Linked DNA regions of Homo sapiens: region 1 is linked to region 2. Evidence: chromatin loops called from intact Hi-C (ENCODE). Cell type or tissue: Caco-2. All regions are shown on one strand. Each heading gives the region's core, and the rest is flanking DNA. Links, peaks and the distances in the headings are about the cores only. Region 1 overlaps LOC107984249 (a long non-coding RNA gene). Region 2 holds the start of LOC105378400 (a long non-coding RNA gene).

Region 1 (15,272 bases), core at 3,914-11,913, 120 kb before region 2:
TTTTTTGGTTGGCAGTCTATTAACTATTGCCTCAATTTCAGAGCCTGTTATTGGTCTATTCAGGGATTCAACTTCTTCGTGGTTTAGTCTTGGGAGGGTGTATGTGTCCAGGAATTTATCCATTTCTCCTAGATTTTCTAGTTTATTTGCATAGAGGTTTTTATAGTATTCTCTGATGGTAGTTTGTATTTCTGTGGGATCAGTGGTGATATCTCCTTCATCATTTTTTACTGCATCTATTTGATTCTTCTCTCTTTTCTTCTTTTTAATCTTGCTAGTAGTCTATCAATTTTTTTGTATCTTTTCAAAAAACCAGCTCCTGGATTCATTGATTTTTTGAAGGGATTTTTGTGTCTCTGTCTCCTTCAGTTCTGCTCTGATCTTAGTTATTTCTTGCCTTCTGCTAGCTTTTGAATGTGTTTGCTCTTGCTTCTCTAGTTCTTTTAATTGTGATGTTAGGGTGTCAATTTTAGATCTTTCCTGCCTTTCTCTTGTGGGCATTTAGTGCTATACATTTCCCTCTACACACTGCTTTAAATGTGTCCCAGAGATTCTGGTATGTTGTGTCTTTGTTCTCAATGGTTTCAAAGAACATCTTTACTTCTGCCTTCATTTTGTTATTTACCCAGTAGTCATTCAGGAGCAGGTTGTTCAGTTTCCATGTAGTTGAGCGGTTTTGAGTGAGTTTCTTAATCCTGAGTTCTAGTTTGATTGCACTGTGGTCTGAGAGACAGTTTGTTATCATTTCTGTTCTTTTACATTTGCTGAGGAGTGCTTTACTTCCAACTATGTGGTCAATTTTGGAATAAGTGTGATGTGCTGCTGAGAAGAATGTATATTCTGTTGATTTGGAATGGAGAGTTCTGTAGATGTCTATCAGGTCCGCTTGGTGCAGAGCTGAGTTCAATTCCTGGATATCCTTGTTAACTTTCTGTCTCGTTGATCTGTCTAATGTTGACAGTGGGGTGTTAAAGTCTCCCATTATTATTGTGTGGGAGTCTAAGTCTCTTTGTAGGTCTCTAAGGACTTGCTTTATGAATCTGGGTGCTCTTGTATTGGGTGCATATATATTTAGGATAGTTAGCTCTTCTTGTTGAATTGAACCCTTTACCATTATGTAATGGTCTTCTTTGTCTCTTCTGATCTTTGTTGGTATAAAGTCTGTTTTATCAGAGACTAGGATTGCAACCCCTGCTTTTTTTTGTTTCCATTTTCTTGGTAGATGTTCCTCCATCCCTTTATTTTGAGCCCATATGTGTCTCTGCATGTGAGATGGGTCTCCTGAATACAGCACACTGATGGGTCTTGACTCTTTATCCAATTTGCCAGTCTGTGTCTTTTAATTGGAGCATTTAGCCCATTTACATTTAAGGTTAATATTGTTATGTGTGAATTTGATCCTGTCATTATGATGTTAGCTGGTTATTTTGCTTGTTAGTCAATGCAGTTTCTTCTAGCATCAATAGTCTTTTCAATTTGGCATGTTTTTGCAGTGGCTGGTACTGGTTGTTCCTTCCCATGTTAAGTGCTTCATTCAGGAGCTCTTGTAAGGCAGCCTGGTGGTGACAAAATCTCTCAGCATTTGATTGTCTGTAAAGGATTTTATTTCTCCTTCACTTATGAAGCTTAGTTTAGCTGGATATGAAATTCTGGTTTGAAAATTCTTTTCTTTAAGAATGTTGAATATTGGCCCCCACTCTCTTCTGGCTTGTAGAGTTTCTGCGGAGAGATCCACTGTTAGTCTGATGGGCTTTCCTTTGTGGGTAACCCGACCTTTCTCTCTGGCTGCCCTTAACATTTTTTCCTTCATTTCAACTTTGGTGAATCTGACAATTATGTGTCTTGGAGTTGCTCTTCTCGAGGCGTATGTTTGTGGCATTCTCTGTATTTCCTGAATTTGAATGTTGGCCTGCCTTGCTAGGTTGGGGAAGTTCTCCTGGATAATATCCTGCAGAGTGTTTTCCAACTTGGTTCCATTCTCCTTGTCACTTTCAGGTATACCAATCAGACATAGACTTGGTCTTTTCACACAGTCCCATATTTCTTGGAGGCTATGTTCGTTTCCTTTTACTCTTTTTTCTCTAAACTTCTCTTCTTGCTTCATTTCATTCATTTAATCTTCAATCACTGATACCCTTTCTTCCAATTGATTGAATCGGCTACTGAAGCTTGTGCTTGCGTCACGTAGTTCTCGTGCCATGGTTTTCAGCTCCATCAGGTCATTTAAGGTCTTCTCTACATTGTTTATTCAGTTAGCCATTGGTCTAATCTTTTTTCAAGGTTTTCAGCTTCTTTGCAATGGGTTCGAATATCCTCCTTTAGCTGGGAGAAGTTTGTTATTACTGATTGCCTGAAGCCTTCTTCTCTCAACTGGTCAAGTCATTCTCCATCCAGCTTTGTTCCATTGCTGGTAAGGAGCTACGGTCCTTTGGAGGAGAAGAGGCACTCTGATTTTTAGAATTTTCAACTTTTCTGCTCTGGTTTCTCCCCATCTTTGTGGTTTTAATCTACCTTTGGTCTTTGATGATGGTGATGTGCAGATGGGGTTTTGGTGTGGATTTTTTTCTGTTTGTTAGTTTTCCTTCTAACAGTCAGGACGCTCAGCTGCAGGTCTGTTGGAGTTTGCTGGAGGTCCACTCCAGACTCTGTTTTCCTGGGTATCACCAGCAGAGGCTGCAGAACAACAAATATTGCAGAACAGTAAATGTTGCTGTCTGATTTTTCCTCTGGAAACTTCATCTCAGAGGGGCGCCCAGCCATATGAGGTGTCAGTCAGCTCCTACTGGGAGGTGCCTCCCAGTTAGGCTACTCGGGGGTCAGAGACCCACTTAAGGCCACAGTCTGTCCATTCTCAGATCTCAAATGCTGTGCTGGGAGAACCACTACTGTCTTCAAAGCTGTCAGACAGGGACGTTTAAGTCTGCAGAAGTTTCTGCTGCCTTTTATTCAGCTATGCCCTGCCCCTAGAAGTGGAGTCTACAGAGGCAGGCAGGTCTCTTTGAGCTGGGGTGGGCTCCATCCAATTTGAGCTTCCTGGCTGCTCTGTTCACCTACTCAAGCCTCAGCAATGGTGGCTGCCCCTCCCCCAGCCTCTCTGCTGCCTTGCAGTTCGATCTCAGACTGCTGTGCTAGCAATAAGCAAGGCTCCATGGGCGTGGGAACCTCCGAGCCAGGTGCCGGATATAATCTCCTGGTGTGCTGTTTGCTAAGACCGTTGGAAAAGAACAGTATTAGGTTGGGAGTAACCCGATTTTCCAGGTGCCATCTGTCACAGCTTCCCTTGGTTAGAAAAGAGAATTCCCCAACCCCTTGCACTTCCCGGGCCAGGCAATGCCTTGCCCTGCTTTGGCTCACACTCTGTGGGCTGCACTCAATGTCCTGCACCCACTGTCCAACAAGCCCCAGTGAGATGAACCCAGTACCTCAGTTGGAAATGCAGAAATCACCCATCTTCCATGTCACTCACGCTGGGAGCTGTAGACTAGAGTTGTTCCTTTTCAGCCCCCTTGGAACCTAAATCCTAGAAGTATTTTTAGTTCATCACATTATAGGTGAAAGGAAGAAAAAAATGCATGGACATCTCAATAGATGATGAGAAAGCGTTTTGTAAAATTTAACATTTGATCCTAACCAAAGGGAAAAAAATTCTAGGAAAACTCAGAGCAGAAAGCTACTTATTTGGTATGATAAAGAATATCTATCAGAAATCAGTAGAAAATATTGGCCATGTCTTGAAGCATTTCTATTATATTCAGGAAGAAAAAAGGAAGCATAGCATCACTGTAATTATTTTGGATGTTCTAGAACTTCTAGTTAATATTACAGATAAGAAAAGTGTAATAATTAAACAGAAGGACCAAAGTTATCATGGCTTACAAATATGACTGCTTGACTGGAAATAACTGAAAAATACCAGATAGAAATATATTAGAATGATGAAAGATGTTTAGTAATAAGGCCAAAAATGATAACTATTACAAAAGCAAGAACTATAATGCTGATAATTATAAATGTGAATTATTAAGAAAAAATTCTATGCTAATATAGAATAAACATTGTGACATAAAAAGATATAATTTAAAAAACTTACCTGATGGAAACTATAAAACTTGACTAAATGGTGTAATTATGAGACCAGGCATGCTCTTGGATAGAAGGACTCATGATTATGAATACGTCATTCTCTCCTAATTTTCATCAAAATTAAAATGGGAGTAGTTCTTAATTTGACCAAAAAATGATTTTTACTTTTGCATTTTTCTATGAAAACACAGAAAAATATTCACAAAAAGTGATGAAGGAACACATTATTAAGGCACATTAAAAGACACTATGATTTAACCCACCTGATGATGGTGCACACACTAACAGAACAAGGAAAGAGAACTGAGAACTCTGAAACAGACAAACAAAATGGAATCTAACACATGCTAAAGATGAGTTTTAAATGCTTAAAATAATGAATTATTTATCAAATGGTACTAGGAAAACTGGCTAAATTTGGACAAAATAAAATTAGATTCTAATGTTATAGATGACACCTAAATACTTCTAGAGAAGTTCAAGAGTCAAATAAAAATAAAATTTTAAAATAACTGAAAAAATTCTTAGAAAAATATGCTTGTAATCTAGGAATAACAGGTCATTCTAATCTTAGCATTAAAAAGACAGGTTTGAGCCAAACAAATAACTAGGGAAATACTGTAAATACATAGAAAAAATAGTGTCCCTGATAAATAGCAATATATTAATATATAGTGTTAAATTATGTATAATATGTAAAAATTATTAATAATATTATTAGGATAATATTAATAGTATATATAGCAAACAAAAAAGAACTTCATGAGAAAAAAGAATATGGAGATTCCCCAAAAGGTAAATACAAATGGCTTTTAAACATAAGCAAAAATATTCAAACAGTAATAAATTAAGAACTATAATTTAGAAAAAGATATGCCTTTTGTTCCTAAAATTTAATAAAGGTTGAAAATAACAATAATTAGTGTTATCAAGGGTGTGCACAACTGGCCACCACTGAAGCAAATATAAGTTAGTATAACCTTTCAAAGTAGTAATTTGCTAATGAGTAATTAACAAATTAAACTTATATGGCTGATTATGCTTTAACTTAGTAAATTAACTTCTAAAATTTACATGAAGGGCATAATTGGACAAATTCACTAAATATATGTGCGAGACAAATCATAAAATTTAGCAGGTAGCAAAATAATATATCCAATATAAATGCCTATTAATAAAGAACTGGTGAAATAAAATACCATCAGTCCATGGGATACTAGCTTGCATTAAAAATAATGGCTCAGAGCTACTTTTGTTGAAAAATGTACTTGTTTAAAAACAAAGTTTTGGAGCTTTCACAATAAACATGTTCATAATATTACTTTTAGAATCATAGAAACAAAACTTAGCTATGTATTTCATACTAATTTAGGTGAAAACATAGGGAAGCAAATCCTCTCATTAGAATGTAAATTGGTCACCTCATTCTTAGGTCAAGATGGTCTGTATTTATTAAAAGCCTTAAAAATAGCCATACTTAAAAAGACAATTGCACTTCTAAGATATTGTCCTAAGGAAATAGTAAGACTTGAAAATTGCTAAGAAAATAGACTTTAAATGTTCTCACCACAACAAAAGTAATAATAAGTATGTGAGGTAATGGATATGTTAATTAGCTTAATTTAGTCATTTCAAAATATATGCATATATCAGCACATCATGTTGTACACCATATATTCACATAATTTTTGTCAATTAAAAATTAAATTAATATATAAAAATAAAATCACCAGCAGGAGAAAAGCACATACAAGGATGTTCATTATTTATTGGGGAAACAATTGTAAATGCCAGTAATAGTGCAAGTGCAGTGAGTTCTTACACCATGAGGCACTGTGTACTTTTAAGGTATGAGTGTATGTCCTTTCTGTTTCTGTTTAGTCCAACCCCTTCAGACCTGAGAGCCTTCCCTTAACTGCCACACCCTAAGGGATTAAGGTCGAGGGATCATGTGTGTTCCAGGCTGCCCTACGGTTGTTAATCAAACCAGATGATCAGATAGGGGCTAAGCAGTTTGAGACACAAAGAGTCACTTCCAGAAGAATGCCTGTGGGTGCTTTGCTTCACATGATCTATTGCTTATTCTCACATACAGAAATGCAAAGGGCCCATGGCCCCTGACTCAACTTCACAGAAGTGTCTGGTGCCAGAATGGCAAGGGGACCTATGATGCCCCCACAACTTCCTTTTCCTTTTCAGCTCGTGATTACTCAGTTTGGGAACAGTGACAATAACTTTACAAATACATATACAGATGTATCTTCTGTCTACTCAGGTCAGTAATACTGCACTTTGGTTCCTTGAAGCTGAATGCCCACCAAAGTTTCTGAACAAAGTCCCTAATGGTGGGTCTTTTCATGTGAAGAAGGAAAAGTTCCTCATTTAAAGTCTCTTCAAATTTTTGTGAATGGGTGGCACTCATCTCAGTAGATATCTAATGGCCTGCTCCCAGCATGGACCAGTTAGGGGTATCTTCTTCCACCAATCCTATTCCTCTGTCTTTTCTGGGGTACCACGGTGATCCAATAAATGTTTAATTCTTCATGGTAGTTATTTCTTTTAACCTGACTTTCCTCAGATTATTTATCCCTTCGACTGAGACAGTTTATAGTACATCTTGGCTCTTTTTATTCTCTTTTGATTTATTGCTATAACCGTGTGTCCATTTGAAGAAGTGAGCCTGAACTTCAACAGGCAAGGGAAACATGAAGGAAAAATAGTGACAGAGACTGTGAGACCTGAAGGAAGGGGAGTCCTGTGAATGTACTTAGTGGAGAGAACTGCAGGCTGAATCCCCAGTGCCTGTGGGAAGGAAGAGGAATGCAGATGGACTCAGACTGAGCAGTGACCATCCCAGCAGAGGATACAGGCTCTGGCAGATGCTCAGCCTTTATGAGCCCCTGCTTGGTATTTTTTTTTTATTCTCCCCAGACTGGTTACCCCTTCTTTTGGTGAGTGCATCCAGATCCTTATTTAGGAAAGTATTACCTTTCCCCTTTGCATATAATCTTGGCAAGACTAAGCCAGTCAACTCCAGCCTACTCTGAACAAGGGCCTTGCTTGTAACCCAAGCTTGGATAGTTGTACTCTACAACTTAAGACTTTACTTCTTTTACAGTCTGTAAATAATAGACCCAGTCTTTCAAGCTCGGGCTATCAAATCTCAAAACCCATGGATTTCATCCCTACTCTATACTAAAAAAAAAAATAGGTCAAAAAATAGGTTAGCAATAATACAGTTTATAAAGAATTTAGTTATTAAATCTTATCTAACCCTTCAAGGTAAATGCTTAGAAGATAATCTAATTGCATGGAGAAATGTCACAATACATAAAGTTAAAAAAATGAGATCAATAATTGTTCAAAATAAGTTATGATATTCACACACTGAAAGAATGCTAGAAACATACTGTGAAAGGTTAATAGTGTTGGGGTTTGGTGATTTTTATTTTGTTTATATTTTTAAATTTGTATAACACCTATTAATATTTGTGTAACTGAAAAACAATAATAAAAGAACTGCTCACATTTTCTTTTCTGGTAGCTACTATGAAAATGTCAGCATGAAGCAGGGTAAATAATTCGACCTCTTGCCTTGGAGCATGTTTTCAAATAGTAGACCCGGAAATAACTGAGCTGAAGGAAAAATACTAGAATTACTGAAAGTTAGATCTCCAAGGGATCTTAGCAATCATTGCATTCAGCATCTTAGTTTTTCAGATGAGGAAATGAGAGAAGAAGAATAGGAGAAGAAAGTCAGCATATTTGACCCAATAAATCATCATCCTTTTAACAGAATTGAGAATGGACACCAATTCCAAAAGAGGTTTTCTATCTCTTAAAAAAAAAATTCTTATAAAAATGTGATCTTTAGCCTCTGCCCTGGGTGCAGAATTTAACTAGCATAGAAAAATGGGCATTTTGTAGAATTCACTTTCCCTTTAAAAACTATATTTAAAAAACCAAATGTTCTCCGGTCCCCGCTGTCAATGCTGTGTTGTTCTTGCTTCCACTAGCTGAGAAGCAAAAGGCTCCTTGGAAAACTCCCTGCCTCCCTCCATCCCTTCCTCTCTCCCTTCCTTTCTTCCTTCCTTTCTTTCTTCCTTCTTTCCTTCCTTCCTTTCTTTCTTCCTTCTTTCCTTCCTTCCTTCTTTCTTTCCTTTTCTTCTCTTTCTCTCGTTCTTTCTTTCTTTCCTTCTTTCTTTGTTTTGTTTTCCTTTCTTTCTTTTTCTGTCTTTCTCTCTCTTTCTTTCTTTCTTTTGTGTATTATTTCCGATTAAGAAAACATTAGATATCCGTGCCAGATGCTGAAAATAATATAGAAAATCCTAATCACATATCATATTGTCACTCCAAAACAATGATAGTTAATATTTAACAGAGTTTCAGATTCCCTCATTCTCTCTTTTCCTTTCCTCTTCTCTTTCAACATTTTTTTGGTCAGTTCTTTTTTAGTCCACTGGGGGACACATCTACCCAACTCTGGGATCTCTGATTATCCCCTGACCCACTCAGGCAGGATCTTGTGGGAATGGAGATGGTTTCCATGTTCAAAATCACTCACTGCCTCTCCCCAGCCACAACCTCCATGGAGTAGGAAGTTCCAGTCCCTAGATATCAGACACAGCACACGATTTGCTTTGGCCAATAAAACATTAGCAGATGCAATACAAACAGAAGCTTGCGATGTGCTGGCACTGGTGGCCTTTTCCTCTCCCACTTGTGCCACTTCCATTAGAAAAGTTTCCCCCATTAGCTGATGCCTCTTCTGCCTGAGACCAGAATAGAGAATAGATGACCCCAGCAACGCGCACACCTGAACCAAGAAGGAGATTCACCCCCGCAGACCCACACCTGAGAGAAAGGATAAATGATTATTGCTCTCAGCCACTAGTGTAGCTAAACAGGATCCACACACAGAAAGATTCCTTGAAGCTGAATGCCCACCAAAGTTTCTGAACAAAGTCCCTAATGGTGGGTCTTTTCATGTGAAGAAGGAAAAGTTCTTCATTTAAAGTCTCCTCAAATTTTTGTGAATGGGTGGCACTCATCTCAGCAGATAGCTAAAGGCCTGCTCCCAGCATGGACCAGTTAGGGGTATCTTCTTCCACCAATCCTATTCCTCTGTCTTTTCTGGGGTACCACGGTGATCCAATAAATGTTTAATTCTTCATGGTAGTTATTTCTTTTAACCTGACTTTCCTCAGATTATTTATCCCTTCGACTGAGACAGTTTATAGTACATCTTGCTCTTTTTATTCCCTTTTGATTTATTGCTATAACCGTATGTCCATTTGAAGAAGTGAGCCTGAACTCCAACAGGCAAGGGAAACATGAAGGAAAAATAGTGACAGAGACTGTGAGACCTGAAGGAAGGGGAGTCCTGTGAATGTACTTAGTGGAGAGAACTGCAGGCTGAACCCCCAATGCCTGTGGGAAGGAAGAGGAATGCAGATGGACTCAGACTGAGCAGTGACCATCCCAGCAGAGGATATCGCATCTGGCAGACCCTCAGCCTTTATGAGCCCCTGCTTGGTTATTTTTTTAATTCTCCCCAGACTGGTTATCCCCTTCTTTTGGTGAGTGCATCCCAATCCTTCTTTAGGAAAGTATTCCCTTTCCTCTTTGTATATACTCTTGGCAAGACTAAACCAGTCAGCTCCAGCCTACTCTGAACAAGGGCCTTGCTTGTAAGCCAAGCTTGGACAGTTGTGCTCTATGACTTAAGACTTTAATTCTTGCTCCCAGTGATCCCCAGGAGGAAAACAATCTGAGTGCATTCACTCTGAAGTACCAAGAAATTGATCACCACTTCCCACTTTCTAGACTTCCAGTGCTGCCGAGGCCTTTTTCCTTCCAAAAGATTATTGCAAAGTTTTGTCTTCAATTCAGGCTATTTAAATTGATTATTTGGTTCTTATTGTTTCTCTTTCATTTTCTAGAGTTTTTATCAAAGAAATTTAACCAATATGGCACAGATTTGCAAAAGTCACAAGTTAATTCTTAAGCTGGAATTGCCTTAATGGCATTGTGCTTTAAAACAAACATTATAATAAAAAAAGCTTTATCTTGTGTTTTTATCATCATATAATTTCTTATAGTAAACATTGTGAATAATTCATAAAAAATAAAACAAAAACCAAATTACCCTGAAATTCCACCTGAGATCATGGGCACCGTAACATGGCTTTGGCCATCACTCCATGTGTCTTTTTATAGATCTCTTTGTAATTTAATATGATTGGAATTTTATCATTTGTGCTGTTTCCATGGTGATTAACATCATAGTGTAATGCAGTCTTTTTTGTTTGTTTTTGCTCATCTACCCGTCATAAATATAACTCTATTGACATCTTTCCGTAGCTTTCCCTCTACCTATATAATCATATACACATATATTGTATATATATCTACATACTGACACTTTTCTGTTATTTTAGAAAAAAACAGAATCATATTACAGCATTTTGCTTTTTCACTGTTGAAATCTATCCAAGTTAACTTATTTCCACATGCAGTTATCTTTCAGTTTTGTGGACAACTTGACATTGATTAAACCATTTCCACATAGAAAGGTATTTTTTTCAGTATTTCTTTTTTGACCACTAAACTCATAAAGTAATTAATATTGCAATGGAGATGAGGAGCAAATAATTAAAAACATTTTTGTTGATAATATGATTGCATGCCTAAAAGCTACAAAAGATTCCAGTAAAAAGCTCACAAAATTACTAACAGTATTTGACAAAGTGACTGGGTACAAGGTAGGTATACAAAACTAATAGCATCTTTGCTAGACATAAATGGAGAAAAATAATCAATTCATAGTAAAAACTAAATGAAATAGATTTCTTAGGAATACATTTAACAATAAAAAGCATTTAACCTATCATAAGAAAACTATTAGATCTCAAAGAACATAAAATAGAACAATAAAAATGAAACATTGCATGTTTTTGGATGTAAGACTATCATAAAAATATTATTTTCCCCTAATTAATATAAAATGTGTACATATACTTAACTCAGTTCCAATTAAAATTCCAATTTTGTGGTTATTCTTTTGAAACAAGATAAAATGATCTTTCAGAAAGGATAAAATAGTCTGATAGTGTTCAAAAAATGTATAAAGCAGATGAATGGGAGAGAACCTGCTTAGCAGATGCTGAAAATGCATTATGAAGTCACTGTGCAGAAAGTAGGATGATACTCTCATAATTTTCCTTAATCTCTTCATTATTCCTACACATTATATATAAAACAAACAGAAGGACGCCCTGAAAGTTGGAGAAAGGAAGGCAGATGGGCTAAAGATCTCAGGACCCAAAGAATAGCATGGTGGCGAGTTTCCTGGGTTTTCTTTTTGCCTCCTATACACCAGACTTGGAGCTAAAGAAGACTTTCACACTGTCAGGCTGAGCGGAGGTGCCCCTAACACCATCCCTGCCACACACACCCTCATGATTATTAGAAAAGGCTGCGGAGGGAGCCAGGACACTCATCTCTGCTGGGCAGTAATAACCGCCCTAACCTCCACCCACTATGGTGCACATGTGGATAACCTGGACTTATTCCCAACTCGCAGTAAAGAAGTGTTCCTCCCACTTTCTGCTGGAAGCCTAGGGGAGAGTCAAGACTGTTACCACTCCTAGGTGTCATTGAGGCCACCCCACTATGGTGTCAGTGGAGGCCATGTAGAGGGATTAAGGAGGCACTCTTATCCCTCCCAGTAAAAGTGCTTTGACCCAAGGCCCAGTAAGGGGCCATTTTAGAACCCCTGCCTCATGCAACAGGAACACAGAGACCCCTGGCACACTCACACACTCTGGGGTTTACAGAGTCTGAGTGGGAACCTGGACTTCCACTCCAACTTGGTAGCAGCTACACCATGCACCCCCTTCCCTTGCCAGAGCAGTATCAGAAAAAGCCAACTAAAAACAGAAGGTTTAGACAAGACCTAGCATCTTATAACCTAATACCCCAAATGTCCAGTTCTTAAGAAAAAATTACCGAGCCAGAAAAATTCCACTTGAATAGAAATAGGCAATCCATAGATGCCAACACCAAGATGGCAGAGGTATTAGAATTACCTGACAAAGACTGTAAAATAGCCATCATAAAAATGCTTCAGTGGGCAGTTATGAAAAAACTTGAAAAGAAAAGCCAGAAAGTTTCGGCAAATACAGAGAAGATATATAAAGAATCACCAAGTGGAAATTTTAGGACAGAAAAATATAATAACTAAAATAAAAAACATAATGGATGGTCTGGAGAGCAGAATGGAAGGAACAGATGAAGGAATGAATGAAGTGTGTAAAACACTAGAAAGTACCCAATCTGAACAATAGGGAAAAAATAGAAAAAACAAAAGGGGGAAGGAGGAACAGAGCCTCAGAGACCTGTGAGACTATAAAAAAAGATCTAATTTTCACATGATAATAGTTCCAGAAGAAGAGAGAAAGAGTCCAGGGCTGAAAAAGAACTTGAAAATATAATGGCTGAAAAATTCTTAAATTTGACTGAAGACATAAATCTACAGGCTTTAGCTGAGCAAATAGGATAAACAAAAAATCCACATCAAGATAAATTATACCAAATATCTTAAAACTAAAGACAAGGGGAAACAAATCTTGAAAACAGCAGGAGATAAAATATCTATAAGGGAAAAATAATTTGAGTAGAATGGATTTGTCATCAGAAAGCATGCAGGTCAGACAGAAGTGGCAGAACATTTTTCAAGTGCAGAAAAAAAGAACAATTAACCCAGATTCCTGCAAACATTGAAAATATTCTCCTGAAATGAAGGGGAAATAAGAACATTCTTATATGAAGGAAAACTAAGAGAATTTGTTCCCAGCAGACCTACCCAGAAGAATGACTAAACAAAGTTCTTTAAGCAGAAGAAATGATAAAAGAAAGAATATTGAAAGATCAACAAAGAAGACAGAACATTATAAACAAAATATGGGTAAATATAATCAACTTTCCTTCCCTCTTGAGTTTTCTAAATTATGTTTGACAGTGGAAGCAAAAATTATTACACTTTCTAATGTGGCTCTAAATGTATGCACGTGACATATCTAAGACAATTATATTCTAAACAGAGGCAAATAAAAAGACATAAGGTAGGTAAAATTTCTAGACTTTAGTCACATTGGTGAAAGGATGAAACAAGTAGACTATAATGTTTCGTACATAAGGTAATATGGAGAGTAGTCACTAAAAAAGCTGTTCAAGATGTGTACTCAAAAGCACAATAAATAAAAATGGAATGCTAAAAAATGTTAATACAATTCACAAGTCAAATAGCACACGAAAAGATGTCCAACATCATTATTAGAGAAATGAAAATTAAAATCACAACAAAATGTCATTGCATAATATTATAATGGCTAAAATAAAGAACAGTAATGCCGGGCACAGTGGCTCACGCCTGTAATCCCAGCACCTCAGGAGGCCATGGCGGGTGGATCTCCTGAGGTTGGGAGTTCGAGACCAGCCTGACCAACATGGAGAAATACCGCCCCTACTAAAAATACAAAATTAGCTGGGCATGGTTGTGCATGCCTGTAATCCCAGCTACTCGGGAGGCTGAGGCAGGAGAACTGCTTGAACCTGGGAGACAGAGGTTGTGCTGAGCTGAGATCGCGCCATTGCACTATTGCACTCCAGCCTGGGCAACAAGAGAGAAATTCTGTCTCAAAAAAAAAAAAAAAAAAAAAGAACAGTGACAACACCAACTACCGGCAAGGATGCAGAGAAACTGGACCTCTCGTGGTGGGAATGTAAAATGGTACACCCACTCTGGAACAAGGTTTGGCAGTTAAAAAAAAAGAAAAAAGAAAAACAAAAAAACTAAAGCTGTGACTACTAAACAACTCAGCAATCACAGTCTTGGGCATTTTCTCTGGTGAAATAAAAACTTACAATCGCACAAAATCCTGAACATGAATATTTATGGAGGCTTTATGCGTGATAGCCAAAATCTGGAAACAACTGATTCCTTTAGAGAGTGAATTGTTAAATTGTGGTACATCCTCACCTTACAATGCTACTCAGCAATAAAAAGGAATGCACCATTGATATACACAAGAACCTGGATGAATCTCCAGACAATTATGCCGAGTGAAAAAAGCCAATCCCAAAAGGGTACATACTGTATGGTATGTACCACTTATGGAATCTTCTTGAAACACCACAATTATAGAAATGGAGAACAGATTAGTGATGACCAGTGATTAAGGAGGCAGTGGGGGAAGGTGAGGAGGGGAGGGAAGTGAGTATGGCTGTAAAAGAACAGGAGGGATTCTTGTGATGGAAATGTCATATCTTGACTATATCAGTGTCAGTTATCCTGATTGTGACATTGTACTCTAATGTTGCAAGATGTTACAAATTGGAAGAAACTGCCTGAAGCATACAGGGACTGTCTCTGTATTTCTCACAACTGCTTATGAATCTATCATTATTTCAAAATAAAAACTGTAATAAAAAAACTTAAAAGGAAAGTCTTCCCCTTTGAAAGTCCTTGACTTCTGGAATGGACAAAGTCCTATAAGACGATGACCACCAAGGGGCTTGAATGCAGAAGAGAGTCATTTCCCAACAAAGTGGGTGCTGCAAAGAAAATGAAATGCCCAACAGTGCGTCTCTTTCCTAGTACTCTCTTCTTCACATTCCCACCATCCCTGGTACAGTCAAACCATTTTTAATATTGCCCACATGATAGGAAATCCATGGTGCCATGCTGTTGTTTGAACTTGCATTTTCCCTATCTTTGGTAAATTTGACTTTTTAAAAAAAGTACATTAGCTATTTGTATTTCTTTTGCTTGAATAACCTGTTCATCTTTTATCTTTTATTTCTGTTGATATCTATTTTGTACTTATTTATAAAAACACATTAGATATTAGGGTTATTAATCCTATGTCTAGTATTTTGATGGCAAATATTTTCTTTTAAATGTTTAACTTTGTTTTTAGTAATTTTTGCCATTCAATGGTTCAAATCATATATATTCAAATCTGTATATTTTTTTCTTACAGCTTTTGAGTTCTGTTCTTATATGAGAATACCTTGCCTATCACCAAACTGTTAAAATATTTTAGTTTTTTTATTATTGACTATATTTTTTATTTAGTCCTTTTATTCTTTATATATAATTAAGTAATCTGAGGTTGAAGTATGCC
Region 2 (15,272 bases), core at 3,805-11,804:
TTGTTTAGTGCTTGAAATTCCCAATGGAGCACCCCCTAAGTGCAAAGTCATGTGAGAATTTGCTCTTAAATACCAGTACAGTCTCACTTTGTTTTATTCTTAGAGAAGAGAAGAGTTGGGGTTAATGTTATTTCCTTATCTTGATTCATCTTGAAGAAATTCTGAATCTGATGCTTCCAAGCACTGGGGTACATGCCCTTTTGGTGTTCTACATGAAGGAATGGGCAAGATACAAGATTCTGTTTTCCAGGGAGAAAGACGCTTACATAAGTCTTTGTAATGAAGGATGTGACAAAGTGGCTTTTTCATGGCACTGATAATGCCAGAGAAGAGGAGTGCTAGGACTTCAGGTGGCTCACTCAACTGGCATATCTCAGTGATAGTCAGTTATCTCAAATAGTCTAAACCTAGCATGTCAGGGCTGAAATAGCTTATGTTAGTTTAATGTGGAGAATGAAATTTCCAAGAATTCCTAAGATAACCAAAACGAGGTGTAAGTCATTCAGTAAGGGTCTGATTCTCCCTCAGTGTCTTTTTTCCTAGGGTAGGGAAGAGAATGAGTGATGTCATTTTTGTAAATTACATGGAAATTCTGCAGTAGAATATGACAGAATATATTCCAGGGCTGAGCAAAAACAAGTGAGTTAGGAATCCATTGACCAATTCCTTCTAAACTGGAACTCTGAATTTTCCAGTATTTGAAAGTAATACACTTATTATGAAGGCACTTATTTTGAATACACTTATTATGAAGGCACAGAATTTCTGGATTCAACAAATGTGCTGAGGGCCCACCATTTTCTACATCCTTCTCAATGCACTTACGACACAACAGTGAAGGAAATTAATAAAAATCCCTAACCACGTGGACTTTACATTATACTGTGAGAAGAGGAGAGGAGGATCGAAAGGAGACAAACAATAAGCACGGTAAATAAGCGAAGAAATAGTAAGTTAGAAAATGACAATTTCTATGGTTTAAAAAAAAAAAAAAGAAAAAAAGTCAAGCAAGGTACCAGCAATCAGGGATGTCTGCCAAAGAAGGGTGGTGGGGAGGGTGGATGCAGGTTGCAATTTAAAATAGGGTGATCTGAGCAGGGCACATTAAGAAGGTGACCTCTGAGTAAAGACAAGAAGGAGGTAAGGGAGGTAAGTATGCAGATAACGGGAGGAAAACGGAAGATATGACCAGTGCAGAGACAAGTAGGAGCCTGTCTGAGGGCTGCAGGGGCCAGGGAGATGGAGTGGAACCACTGAGCCTGAAGGCTTCAGGTCTGAGAGGTCACTAAGACTGGACCATTTAGTCTCTCATAAGGACACTGGTTTTAAATGAGAATGAAATAGTGTCATTGCAAGGTTTCTAAAGGGTGGCATGACTGGCTTAGGTATTATTATAGGACCAACAGGTTTGTATGCCTGCTATGCAGTAACAGACCAATTACACTGAGACAGCAGGATTTACATCGGAGAGAGGGTTTAATGATTGCAGGGTACTGAGCAAGGGGAAGGGAGGAGACCCTCAAATCCATCTCCCCAAGAAGTTCTGGGCTAGGGTTTTTAAGGGGATCATGGAAGGTGAGAGGCTGGAAAATTGGGGTTATTAATTCATCACAGTACGGGGAATGAAATTATCAGGACATGGAAACTGCATTCTTAGGTGAGTCAGCTCCTTGTGAGGTCCTAGAGACCAGCAGAGTCAGTAGTTTCATCAGTATGCAGGACCTGAAGGAATAGCTCAAAGATAATGTTTTATAACATTCAAACTGTTACCCATAGAACCGTTAAGAGGGAACTATAATCTAGGATCTATGTGATTCCAGGACAGGAGGCACCAGGCAACCACGAGGAAGCAGGTCAGGGCACAGGCTGACCTAGTGATTAATGCTGAGTGTGCTGCAAGTTGAGTTTAGTTTCATCTCTCCCACTCTCTTCTTCCCTGATTAATTTTATAAAGTTTATAGGGTCAGTTTCAGTATTATATGAATAATTTTGGCTATAGAATTGAAATTATGCAGGAGGGACAGAGCAAGAGGCAATTAGGAAGTTATTGGCATATTCCATGCCAGAGATGTTGATAACTCACCCAAGGGTGATATTAGAAGAGGTGGTGAAAAGTCTTCAACTCTGAATATATTCCAGATGGAGAGCCAACAGCATTTCCCGACAGATTGGATGTCCTGTGTGCGAGAAAAAGAGGAATCAACATGGCTTCATGGCTTCTTTCCCTGAGCAACTGGAAGATCAGGTTTGCCATCAACTGCAACGTGGAAAGTTGCAGAAGGAGCAGGTGGAAAGGAGTTCCGTGTGAGCCTGTTGAGTTTGAGACGCCACTGTGGAATGCGGATTAGGCTGCAGGCTCAGTAAGTCTGCAGTTCAGGACAGAGGCCTGAGCTAGAAATGGACATTTGAGTGTTGTCAGGATATAGATGCCCTTTAATGCCAAGAGACTGAATAAAGGGGTGAGTGTCAACAAGGAGGAGAGAATCAAGTACTGAGCTCAGGGGCATTCCAGCATTAAAAGGTCAGGAGAGAATGAGGAACCAGTAAGGGAGAATGAGGAGATTGACTATTAAGGTAAGAGAAAAAAAAAAAAAAACTCAAGGCATTTGGTGTACCAGAAACCAAGTGAAGTAAATATATGAAAGAGCATAGAGTGATCACTGCAATGAAACCATGCCCCAAACTCCTACTTATTTGAACAGGATGATAACAATATATATAACCCACATTGGTCCTTGTTTCAGGAAACAGAGTCCTGGCTCACTAGACCTAACTAGTAGCAGGGGCCATGTCTGCATGAACAAATCATGTAGTTCAAGATATTCCCATACATAGAACATCAAAGATCAGCCTTGCCTAGAGTTACATTCGTTTGAATACTAAGTACAAGGTACTGGAATACCTTCCATGCAATAGAATCCAATGCTGGCCACCTGTTGAGAGAGAGATATCCCACAGAAAGTTCACATCCGTAATTTCAGCCTTGACTCCCTCCCTTTCCCCACTTTGACTCCTTCCCTTTCCCCACATGCCACTAAGTCCCAGCATGTCTCACATCAAATCCACTCAAGTTATGGCACCAAATACACAGGGGTTGTCTTATCTCTTAATCCCCTCACCAATCCCAGTGCAGCAGAGTCTTAATGAGTGTTTTGTCAAATTGGAATGAATGACTGGTACTTTGATTACCATTTTTCTGTCTACTGCTATGACAAACAAAAAAATAAATTGTACAGGAGGAATCTGGAATTTATATATGACCCCACATGGATAAAGTAAATTCTGCACTTCTATACTGGCCCATGATCAGTGAACTTTCTTATATCGAGGCAAGCAATTGAGGAGAAGCAGAAATGCCCCCAAAGCAGGCCAGCACCCCCTTTGGTGTAAGGTCATTCAGCACCACTGGCTCCTTGACAACAAAGAGTGTCAGTTTCATCTGGAAACCTAAAGGGAGGCAGCCAAGTCTCTGAGATTGATGCCCTTCACACATCCTGAATGACACTTCTGCTGAGTTACCACATAGCCATGATGGAGCCACATCAAACCCATGCTCCTTAACAGCTTGGAAGCTTGACTCACTCTCAATCCAAAAACTCACTTTCATTTTCCTGGAGACAGCACAAAGGTACCTGGAGTGCAGCACATTTCAAAAGTATCAGCCTCAGTCATCTAAGAGAAGCATTTCCGGTCTGTGATTTAGGGACAGGTTGCAAATGTCATTTGCATGGAGCAGAAAGAACTGCCTTTGTTTCATCCCTAACAAAACTCAGTGAAGAAGATCAGTGCTAGGAAAATTGTTGGTCAGAGGATATGGCTGAATTCTAATTTAGTAAAAGGTATATGATCTCTGAGTTCTAGCAAAGGCAAAAAGGAGACAAGGCCATAGGAAAGAAAAATGTCACTTGTGTTTCTCTCAACTAATAGGATCATATAAAAATGAAATAGAGAATAAAAACACAGTGATGTTGATGGATTATGATAAGAATTGAGTTGAAAAAAATAAATGCTTTAAGTCATCCAATTCTCTAAATAACATTGGAAACCAAAGAGTCAAATGTGTTCAAGCTTATCTGCACCAAATCTGGAAATTGTTGGCAAGATTACTAACTGCAATTTCACGATGACATTACGGGGCCCCAAAAGCAATTCTGAAGACAGCTGGTCTCCTTGCAGAGATAATAGATTCAGACATAATCCAGGTTCCTTCAAAAGGTCAATTCAGGGGTCACAGCCAAGATCAAGTTTGTAATTGTTGCAATTTCACCTTCTGCAGCAGAGAGCATCAAGTCAGATGAGGCATTGCTTAAAGAGGAGCAATTTTCTCTATAAAGTTATTGTCATTAGTAGATCTTACAGGTAAGGTGACCAAGCCTTTATTCTTCTTGTAGTTCTAATTTTGTGCTACCATATCAAGTAGTAAATCACAAAATTTAACACTCTAAGCTATTACCATGTTGCCAGCTTTGCAACTTTGCAGTCCTACAAATACCAACTGAAAGACCCATTCATGGCAACATATCTCTTCTTTTCACACAAGAATATTTAGGGGAGTATGTTAGTGAATGCACTTCCTGGGCAACTCTTGCTGTTGGTTTGAGAAAGAGGTGTTCAAACTCTTGCCAATGCTGTGTAGAAGCAGAGCGAATGTTCTAGTCCTTGTGTGTCCTTGTGGTTAGGCTGGGAGACTGTAGCACAATTCTTGCTGACAAGGGTCTCCCTTGTCCATCCAGAAAGGAGGTATTTGCTATGGTCCTCAAGGCAAAATGGGAGGCTTTGCACCTGGAAAATCAAAAAGAAAACTTGTGATCAATTAGTTCAGCTTTCTTATATTATAGGTGGTAAAACTGAAAGCCAGGCTGTACAAATGACTTTCCCAAGATCAGACAGTTAATTAGTGGCTGGGCCCCATGTTAAGTCTTACATTCTGACCATTGTTCAACACTTCCCACTTTAATACATATGATGTGTATAATCATTCTGCCAACCACCATTTGCAGTGTGTGATAATAGAGGAAAGAGCTGTGTGGGGACAGATATCTGATGAGGGCTTGATGTTTCTTCTTTTTACTGTGCTAATTACCACAATTACTGTAACTATACCAAGAAGGGGTTTCTTAGAATAATCTTTATCCAGGGCCACAAAATATACATACTTTGGGAATCTGTATGATTACTGCCCACCGCCCCCCACCGCCCACCGATTCAATCAGTGAGGCCGAGCAATATCTGTGCTTTTCCATATCAATATTGTTAGTTTCTTTGCCACAAGTAGAGATGTGATAATTAGCAGATCCAAACGATAAAATGCAATTTTCAAATATTGCTAAAAACCAAATGTAGTAAAGTTTGCTACATTCTTATGAGCCAAACTTAACTGGAGAAGTAACAACACTCTGGTTTCTGTTGACCTACTTATGATTTGACATTTAAAAGGAAAGTAAAAAGAGTAGGATGCCCTGGGCTCAGAAGTCAAGGAGACACCAGTCTTTGATTCTCAATGTGGGGAACTGGATTTTCAATTGTCATTTGACTGCCTAATGGGTTGGGCAAAGACAGACTTGATTGGAATGGGCTTTCAGCTCTTTGTATGCGCCTGACATTGTTCATGACCACCAGGGCCTCTGTTCCCAGTCTAGTTTGAAAAAGCGTTCCCATCTCACAGTCAGTCATATCCATGATACAAGATATATATGTTTCTTCTGCAAAATACAACTCAAAAATGGCATATTTAGGTAAAAATAAACAAATACATAAACACATACATATCTACATACATACATTCAATTGAAAGCAAATAGTAATAGCCACTCTTGGAACCAGCTTCTCTTTGGAGTGTGGTTTCTGTGTTGACTATTGATTTGTGTTCTTGGGGAGAGTCAGATCCCAGCAGCCGGCCTCAGATGGCAAGTCAGTCTAATATGATTCCTTATTCTTCAGCACGTGACATTTGAAGACAGTGATATCTAATGAAGATTTCTTTCCTAAGCTGCCCCATTAAAAGAAAAGTGCCTACCAGCCAGTCAGCGTAGGTGCACAATTCCAAAGAAGTCTGAGGGATCTAGTTTGAGAGGCAACAACATGAAGGGGCCAGTAGGACCACCCATCCCCACTGTGATGTAAATAAGGGCAGGAGGACTGAAGCGCCTCTTGAACAGCCTGAATGAACCACCATCAGTGACTCTCCTAATTGTGTTTCTGCTAAACACTGGAGGGCCTCACTTTTCTCCTTTAATGTGAAGAAAGAAGGAAAAAAAAAATCTGCCCTGTCAAAGCCACACAAGGGAATTCTCTTAAAATAAACAGCTAAACTTAACGGCAGGCTTTTCTTTCCATGGAAATATTTTAAATGTATATAATGTTAGATGGCTGCTAAAAAAATGACAAGTGTCTGTTTTCATTAAACTCCCCAAGAGTATGGATCTAATTGACAGCCTTTCTGAGGCCCTGAGGAGCTTCCAGCTTCAGGGTTTCCATGGCAACGTGTCCCCACTGCTAGAGCTCTACTGCTCACAGTCATCATTTACAGGGACCCACATTTTAGACACTCCTTTAAGCTATCCAGGAACTTCACTATCCCAAAGGGTAACAAATTCAATTTTCCAAGCAGGTAAAACTTCCCACTTTGGGGCTAAGCTTCCACTTCCAATTTCTAAGAATTCTTTGTTCAATTTATGATTGAACAAAGATCAATTTGATATATTCATTTATGCATTTCTTTCTTTCAGTCTGGCTCTGTAGCATGCTTCTTGTACCTTTAAGGCTGTAGGTCTTAAACTTCATGGTTATCTTTCATCTTCTTCCAAAGGAGTAACATTGCACCAGAATCTGTCCCCCTGGGAAGTAACGCTTGCCATGACTAGTCATCTAAGTCACAACAAACTCCAGGCTCACCAGTCCCCAGGTAAGGTAGGGAGAGGTTAGAGGTAGGACTTCCACCTGAGTGCCTGGTCCCTGGGCTGATAGGAGCTGGCTGCATTCCAGCCCACTTTCCACTCACATGCCAGTCTGAGGGGCTGTGTCAGCCAAGAACGGTGCCCTTTTCTAATGCAAAGGGGAAGTGTGCAGACCTGACAGTATGTAACACACTCAGTGAACTTTATTTCATTTAGTCCTCAGAGCCTGATGACAGAGTTCTTATTAATCCTAAATTATATTGAGCAAAACCAAGGTTAAATACTACACTCAGGGCCATGCAGCTTATAAATGGCAAAGTCAAGATTTCAAATGAAGTAGGCCAACTCCCATACTCGAGTTCTCCCCAACACACTGGGCAATAGAGAAAAATATGCAGACTGTGAAAGCCCTGACCTTCTCAAAGCGGAAGGCCTGCCAGACACAGAAAAAGTGGGTTCTGCTATTAAAGCCATCCAATTAGAGGATTTTTTCTCACAGATTGCTACCTGCATAGGGCTCATTGGCATTTTAAAGTCAATTGTCCCTTATATGTGTATGGTGCCACCTTCTGGGCTGTGGCACACACAGGAGCCTCAGATTTCTCCAGTAAGAAGTGACAGCCACCCTGGTGGTTATTTGTACACAGTGCTCTGTGTTCAAACAAGATGGCTTGGATGTGCTAATGGATTCTTATCAGTTAATTGAATCAGACACTGCTCATTTACCTGGGCACCTCTGATGGGGTCTACAAACAGCCCTTCACAATCAAGATCTTCCCAAAATCACAGGGAGGACTGGATGGCTTCCCTCACACTGTTGTCCAACCACAGTGGGAAAGGAAAGTTCAGGTCTTGTATTCCCATGTGGGAAAACAAACAAATAAACAAAAACTTGTCAAGCACAGGGCAAGTGCAAGTTTAGGATTTGCTCAGTTTCATTCTGTTAATTGAAAAGTTTTCGTACAAGGGCTTTGTATTCATTATTTTAGTGAAGGAGGATTTTTTTTTATTTTAATTTTTATTTATTTATTTATTTTTGCGACAGAGTTTCGCCCTTGTTGCCCAGGCTGGAGTGCAATGACACGATATCGGCTCACTGCAACCTCCATCTCCCAGGTTCACACCATTCTCCTGCCTCAGCCTCCCGAGTAGCTGGGATTACAGGCATGTGCCACCATGCCCAGCTAATTTTGTATTTTTAGTAGAGACGGGGTTTCTCCACGTTGGTCAGGCTGGTCTCAAACTCCCGACCTCAGGTGATCCCCCGGCCTCGGCCTCACAAAGTGCTGGGATTACAGGCGTGTGCCACTGCGCCCAGCAGGATTTTTAAACATTAGAGAAATATGTAAGTGTGCATTCAGTGACTTAGTGAATTGGGGACATTCACCAGTAAGTAACTGGTCCTCCAAAATGAGGATGTGTAATCCTATGGCCAAAGGGCTGCTAATCACTGTGAATGACAGTTCAACCCCTCTGCTTGTAATTCACACATAACAGATAGTGATGAGGTTAAAGGCAAAAGGTCTACAGACACAGAGGTCAGTGTCCGGTGCTTTGATATATGACAGCTCAAATATAGCAGAGGAAAATTTTTCCTAAAAAAATTTTAAAAAGGAACAAGCCAGATTATTTCCCCCTCTCTCCTGGGAACATGGGCTTTATCCAGGCATTCTTCCAAAAATCCTATCTCCCCGACTTCTCCCAAGCAACTAAATCAGCTAGTCAAGAACATACTACAGGGTATGCTGTCTCCAGTTGGAAATCCCGGACATCAAACTACAGCCAAACAGGGGAAAGTATGGAAAGAGAAAGTACTTGCAGACTTAAAGCAGGAAAGCAAATATAATTCTCTCATTATTCATTCTTTCAACAAATATTTATTTGGTTTTTACTCTGTGCCAGACACTGGCAAAAGAGTAATAAACTAAATATTTCCATGGGACATACATACTGATAGGGAAAGACATAGTAAAGCAGAAAATCTTTGTGTCAGATGCTCATATGGGTTCGAAAGAAATAAAACAAGGTAATGAGCAAAGGGTTTTCCTTTTACACAGGGAGGCCTCAAAGGCCTGCTTGATGAGGTGGTATTTGACCAGAGGCTTGAAGTGAGGAAGCTGGCCATCATGCTATGCAAAGGGAGAGCGAAACTGCAGAAGACAGAGCTCATGCAAAGGCCCTGAGGTGCTCTCATGCCTGGCATCATTTGAGCCAAGCAAGGGAGCCAAGGGCTGAGAAAAGTGATCAACTACGTTGACTGGGATCCCTGCAAGGCAGACATTGAGAATGAGATTATCGTGCCAGCAATTTATTTAGAGAGTATTCTCAGGTCAATACACATAAAGAGAAAGGGGAAGAAATAAGACTGAACAAAAGAAGTTGGGCCATGATATAATTTCAACAGAGGACTCAGCTCCTCAAATTAGTATGGCTTTTCAGGGTTGTCTTGATTTTCGGCAAGGAGGCCAGGCTCCATGCCCATTCATCCCCCAGTTGTGGGATATATCTGCCCCAGGAAGTGGGCATGGCCTTGGAAGAAGCAGCTTTCTCCATCTGTAGGCAACTTTCACAGGGGCCTGACAGCCACAGAAAGTAATAATTTCAGCCCTAAAGTGGGATTTGGGCCACACATCACAGCATCCACTACACCAAGGGGGGATATGTAGACAGGGAAGGAAAGAAATACATCGGGTACCAAATTATTTCAAAACCGGGGATAGAGTCTGGGCATATCATGTGTAGTCATTGGAAAGTTTGAGGACACATATTTTCAATGGATTGTGCTAGCTGTTGGTTTGAGACTAGACTGCATGGGTGGGAAGTAGGGGTGGAAGGTTAAGAATAATGACATCATTGGCACAGAGCTTAAAGGAAACAAAAATTGCAAAAAGAGAATAAATTTTCAATAAGGGCAGCAAAGTCACCACAGTATGCCAGGTATCATTGGGGAGCCCCTGCCAGTGCACACAAATATGGAAAGAGAAAGCTGACAGCAGACCTAGACAGAGAAGACACAAGCACAGGACTCAGCCATTCACATCTGGAAAGACATAAAAACAAGGAGATTCTTTGATGCCTATGAATCAGAGTTTCAAACAAACTTCTTAGGATGTTTGGGGGCAAGAAAAATCAAGAGGATTAGAGTGTTCGAGGGTTCTTGGGAGCACTTACAAGGTAGATCATGGTGGTGTTCAGGAAAGGTGAAATTCATCAGAGAGCTGATAAGACAGAATGGAACATCCTTATGATTTAGCAGTGGTTCTCAGACTTGGGATGTATCACAACCACCTGGGGAACTTAATACAAAACAGAGAGGCCCAGGTACATTAACATAGAATAGGTCCTGGGCTTTGTATGTTTACTGAGTTTTCCTGGTGATGCTGACACCCACCAGAGTTAGAGAATGGCTGACTCCGAGAGTGCTGCAAAGTGCACCAGGAACCAATGGACTCCCCTACCTGGGAAACACCAATCCAAGGGTGCCATTCTCCTTTTGTTCCCATTCAAAATTGGTGTGCATTAATGCCCAGATATTACATGCAGCATTTCTGCCCTCTACCAGAAGAGGGATCATTAATTATTTACAAGATCCAGAGCCAAACTGGTAATCTCCTTGGTGAAAGGAACAGATGAGAAATGAGTTGCCAAGGGTTGGCAGCAGAGTCTCTGTTGACATAACCCAGGGACCCAGGGATTACACTCAGGGAAGAGATGGGAAAGCATATGTTCCAAGGCTTTTTAACAATTTCTTGGGGCAAAAAGTTAAATTAAATTAAATTAGATGGACCACAGATGCCTTCCAATCATAAAACTATTTTGGGGGCATGAAGTGAAAATTTCTTCTTATTCTTTGATAGAAAAATAAAACTCAAGCAATCATGATTCTAAGCAGAGGGGCTTGTAGCAGATCATACAAGCTTTCCTCACATTTTACAATTAAAGAAACTTCAAGGAACTGGAAAGTGGGCAACAGTCCACTCATCCTACCCATTCCTATGAAAAAGTAACACTCACACCTGCTGGTGCCACAGGTCTCAGGCTGCATAAATAAATTTTCCTGATAGGTTTCCAGTAATAGGAAGGCACCTTGTTTTTTTAATTGACAAAGGTGGGCGTGTATTAGTCAGGGTTCTCTAGAGAAACAGAACCAATAGGATGTCTATATGGTAGGCCTGCAGATACACAAAGATTCAACCAACTGTAAACCAAAAATATTCAGAAAAAAATAACAATAAAAATAACAATAGAATAATACATATAGAAAACAACAGCATATAACAACTATTTATATAGCATTTACAGTGTATTAAGTATTATAGGTAATTGAAGGTTATTTAAAGCATACAGAAAGATGCATGTAGGTTATATGAAAATACTACACATTTTTTTTTTTGAGATGGAGTATTGCTCTGTCACCCAGGCTGGAGTGCAGTGGCCCGATCTCAGCTAACTTCAACCTCCGCCTCCCAGGTTCAAGCGATTCTACTGCCTCAGCCTCCCAAGTAGCTGGGATCATAGGCATGTGCCGCCAAGCCCGGCTAAGTTTTTGTATTTTTAGTTGAGATGGGGTTTCACTGTGTTGGCCAGGAATGTCTTGATCTCCTGACCTCATGATCCACCCGCCTCGGCCTCCCAAAGTGCTGGGATTACAGGCATGAGCCACCGGGCCTGGCTACTACACCATTTTATATAAGGGATGAGCACCACAGATTTTGGCATCAGAGGGGGATCCTGGAACCAATCCTGCATAGATACCAAGGATGACTCTGAGTGTGTGTGTGTGTGCACGTGCACATGCGCGTGTGTGTAAAAAGAGATTTATTATTAGGAATTGGCTCACACGATTATGGAGGCTAAGTCCCATAATCTGCTCTCTGCTAGCTGGAGACCCAGGAAAGCCCATGGTGTAGTGTGAAGGACTGAGAGCTGGAAAGCTGATGGTCTGATAGTAGAAATTTCAATCTGAAGCTTAAGACCTAAGAACCAAGAGCACTGAGAACAGAAGATGTTTGTTCCAGCTCAAGCATCAAACCTTCCTCTACCTTTTTGTCCTAATCAGGCCCTCAGTGGATTGGATCATGCCCATCACATCAATGGAGGCCATTTGCTTTTCTCTGTCCACCAATTCAAATGCTGATCTCTCCCAGAAACACCTTCACGGACACCTAGAAATAATGTTTTACCAGATATCTGGGTACCCCATTGGCCCATTCAAATTGACACATAAACCATAAAATAAACCATCACAGAGGGGCCACAAAAGTTTATAACTGACCTAATTTAATTTTCAGAAAACCTAAAGGGGAAATGTTTTGACCCAATGGCTACACTATGGAATCAAACTAGCATTGGTAAGTAAAGCTTGCAGAGAAGAAAGTGTTCACATTAACCTAAGAAATATGTCAACCAATTATCCAGAAGGCTAAGGGCTGAATTAAAGCAATGTTGCCTTGGAGACTATTTTGATAAACAGGTAAAAAAACTATCCAGCCCAGAACAAAATCAAGATGAGCATAAACAGAAGACAACCGTTTTTGCCAAGAGGTATAACTATACTAATTTTAAAACAAAAATATCATGCAAGAGGCCGGGTGCGGTGGCTCACGCCTGTAATCCCAGCACTTTGGGAAGCTGAGGTGGGTGGATCATGAGGTCAGGAGATCAAGACATTCCTGGCTAACACAGTGAAACCCCATCTCTACTAAAAATACAAAAAATTAGCCAGGCGTGGTGACGGGTGCTTGTAGTCCCAGCTACTTGGGTGGCTGAGGCAGGAGAATGGTGTGAACCTGGGAAGTGGAGGTTGCAGTGAGCAGAGATCACATCACTGCACTCCAGCCTGGGTGACAGATCGAGACTCCATCTCAAAAAAAAAAAAAAAAACCATGCAAGAAAAAAAATCAACAATTTAAGTCAAGTTAGATGAGCAAAGAATGGGGAAGAAACAGGAATTACAGAAATAAGCTAAAAAGCAAGAACTTCTCATATTTCTCATATTCAATAAAGGGGAGTGTAAAATTATTGTGTTTTAATCACACCTGGGTGATTATATAAGAATGCTCATTAATGTGAAATAATCACTTTAATTGTTAAAAACAAGAATATTATGTTCCAACCTTTACTATGAATTCTTTAAAAAGTGCCACGCAACAGAAGACAGACTAGAAGAAAGAAAAAAAGTTAAGTAAATGTGAGATGGCTTATGGGATGAATAATTTATACCATGTGTAGAAAGAAGGAGCTGTCTAGGTAGGGGGAGGTTGTGCTGCATAAAGAAGACATACGAACAAATGCACAACACAAAGAAAATAATAAAGACAGCAGCAGTGGATGGAGGAGCCCAGCACAAAATGCAATACCTCTGTAGAGACTCCTGCCCACTTATAGGCAGTACCTCCACCACCCCAAATACTCAGAGATCCTTCAGTGTGCCCTAAGGAACTTCATTATGAACACATACAGACTGGTTTAAGCAAAACACTTCCCATGGATCATCTAGCCAGTCCTCACTGTAAACTTTCAAGCAAGGTCACATGTTGGTTAGTATAGAAATTGGGACTCTAACCCAGCCAGTCTTATGATAAAGCCACACTTGTAAATTTCATCTTATACTGCATAGTTTAGGGGAGAAAAAAAAATACAGTAACTGTAAAGTTACAATTAAAATAATTTTTAAAATAGCAAAACTTATGGGATCCTGGTACAGCAAACCTTATTTGTGAAATTAAAGCATTAGATGATGCTATACAATTAAAAAAAATCAAAAATGATGATTCTAAGCATTCCACTTAAAAATAATGGGAAAAAGGGAAAAATAACACAGAATAACATAAACAAAAGTAAACATAAACGAAAAGCAAGAGAAGAAATCACAATGGGGTACAATCTGCTCTGCGCTGCTCAGCCTTGGAACCCTAAAGTCTCTTTGGAGTTTTCTTCAATATAGGAACCTAACTGCCAAGAAAGGGACAGTGGGAGCTGCCTGGGTTTGCGGCATGAAGGTCTGACAGTCACCGGGTGGAGAGGTGGAGGCTGGCGAGGATGCAGGACTCTGCCAATCCCAGAGTCTGCACAGAGGAGCAGCATGAGACATGAGTAGCAGGCAATCATTTTTCTCAGCTCTAACAAAATATAGAGAAATAAAGACCCCAAATCAGATTTTCAGTCAAGTTTCTGAGTTGTAGGCAGTGGGAAGCTTTTTCTGGGATTTATTAAAAAATTATCTACTCTTTGGAAAGGCAGGGGCAACAGGCACTAGGTGAAACTTTCAGGATTATCACCCCAAACCACAGTGGTTCTGGTACATAAGTTGCTGTTTCAGGAACCCACAACCATGTTGCCTCTGACCACAGTCCCACCACGAAGTGGGTGCACCAGAGCCTGCCTGGCCTCCCAGATGGCTAGCATCTAACTGGTAGAATCTAAGTTATACACTTGCACCCCGGCAGCAAGGAAGGCTGGGACGGCAGGGGTTTGGTGGTGGTGGCGGCAGCGGTGGTGGTTTAAGACTCTTGTGTTGGAAACGCAGGATTTACAAAACAGGTAATTGTCAAACAGTGAAGGGAGTACAAAAGATTTAGTGCATCATGAATAACCAATGTCAATGTCTGTGGCTGTGAGCAAGTCGCCTCAGTCTCCTCTCCCATAAAAAGAAGTATGGAATCATAATTTCTTTTAGGTGATGTGAGAATTAAATTTTAAAAATGTATGCACATCACAGAGGCTGGCACATAATCCCCACTAAGCATCAATTCACAAAGATACGTGCCTAAATATGTAGGTAAGACTGTTTGCCACATCCTAAATATGTCCCCATCACAAAGACACTGAATTTGAAAATGTGGATTCATATCCCCTCCTGGTGCAGGACCAAATAATTACCAAAATATTTGCAATATGTCTGGCTCAAAAATCAAAATATGCAACTAGTGGCTCAAGAAAACACCCAGAGTCAAGTGAGAAGCTAAATATCTTCTTTGAAGAGCAAGAAGACAGTGTGCTGAGAAGATGTTCCATTGTTAGCTAATGTCTGGTAAAGCCACCAGAACCGGCACTGTGACAACAATGACAAAGATCCAAGCAGTCAGCCTGTGCTCAGACTGTCTATGTCTGCCAAGCGTATAGACACATTTTTAACGTTATTACATTTTTGTGGCACACCAATCATATGCGGTGGGCGTTATGGTTCCTCCTTTGACAGATAAAAAGAGAAACACTAAACAGAGGCTTATCACATTTGAAGAACACCCAAATGAATCCGTTTGAGTCGTGCTGTGGTCAACCTGCCCCCAAGCCTGGCGCCTTCTATGCCCGAAGCCTTCCAGTCCTGGGCTTCTGGCCAAGCCCATGCCTTTCTGTAGTTGGACTGTCCCTTCC

Evidence for each region. Peaks named below come from ENCODE experiments on the same cell type or tissue, not always from the same donor. Only the 100,000 strongest peaks of a DNase experiment are listed, where the experiment ranks them.
Region 1: a loop joins it to region 2, with 10 times the contacts of the local background. A loop is called at or near these places in 1 of 110 quality-filtered maps.

What each region holds. Positions count from the first base shown.
Region 1 is chr10:84,960,199-84,975,470 of GRCh38, reverse strand. All of the region lies in intron 1 of LOC107984249 (a long non-coding RNA gene), which reads left to right. Among named protein-coding and RNA genes, the nearest start is that of LINC01519, 230 kb to the left of the region's middle. In Caco-2, for the core only: no CTCF peak of the experiment used is centred there; no DNase peak of the experiment used is centred there.
Region 2 is chr10:84,838,041-84,853,312 of GRCh38, reverse strand. It overlaps LOC105378400 (a long non-coding RNA gene), which reads right to left and starts at 6,078. Exons shown (of 4, transcript XR_946150.2): 1 at 5,782-6,078; 2 at 4,112-4,782; 3 at 2,084-2,177. In Caco-2, for the core only: a CTCF peak has its summit at 7,468 (motif pointing left); a DNase peak (open chromatin) is centred at 7,482.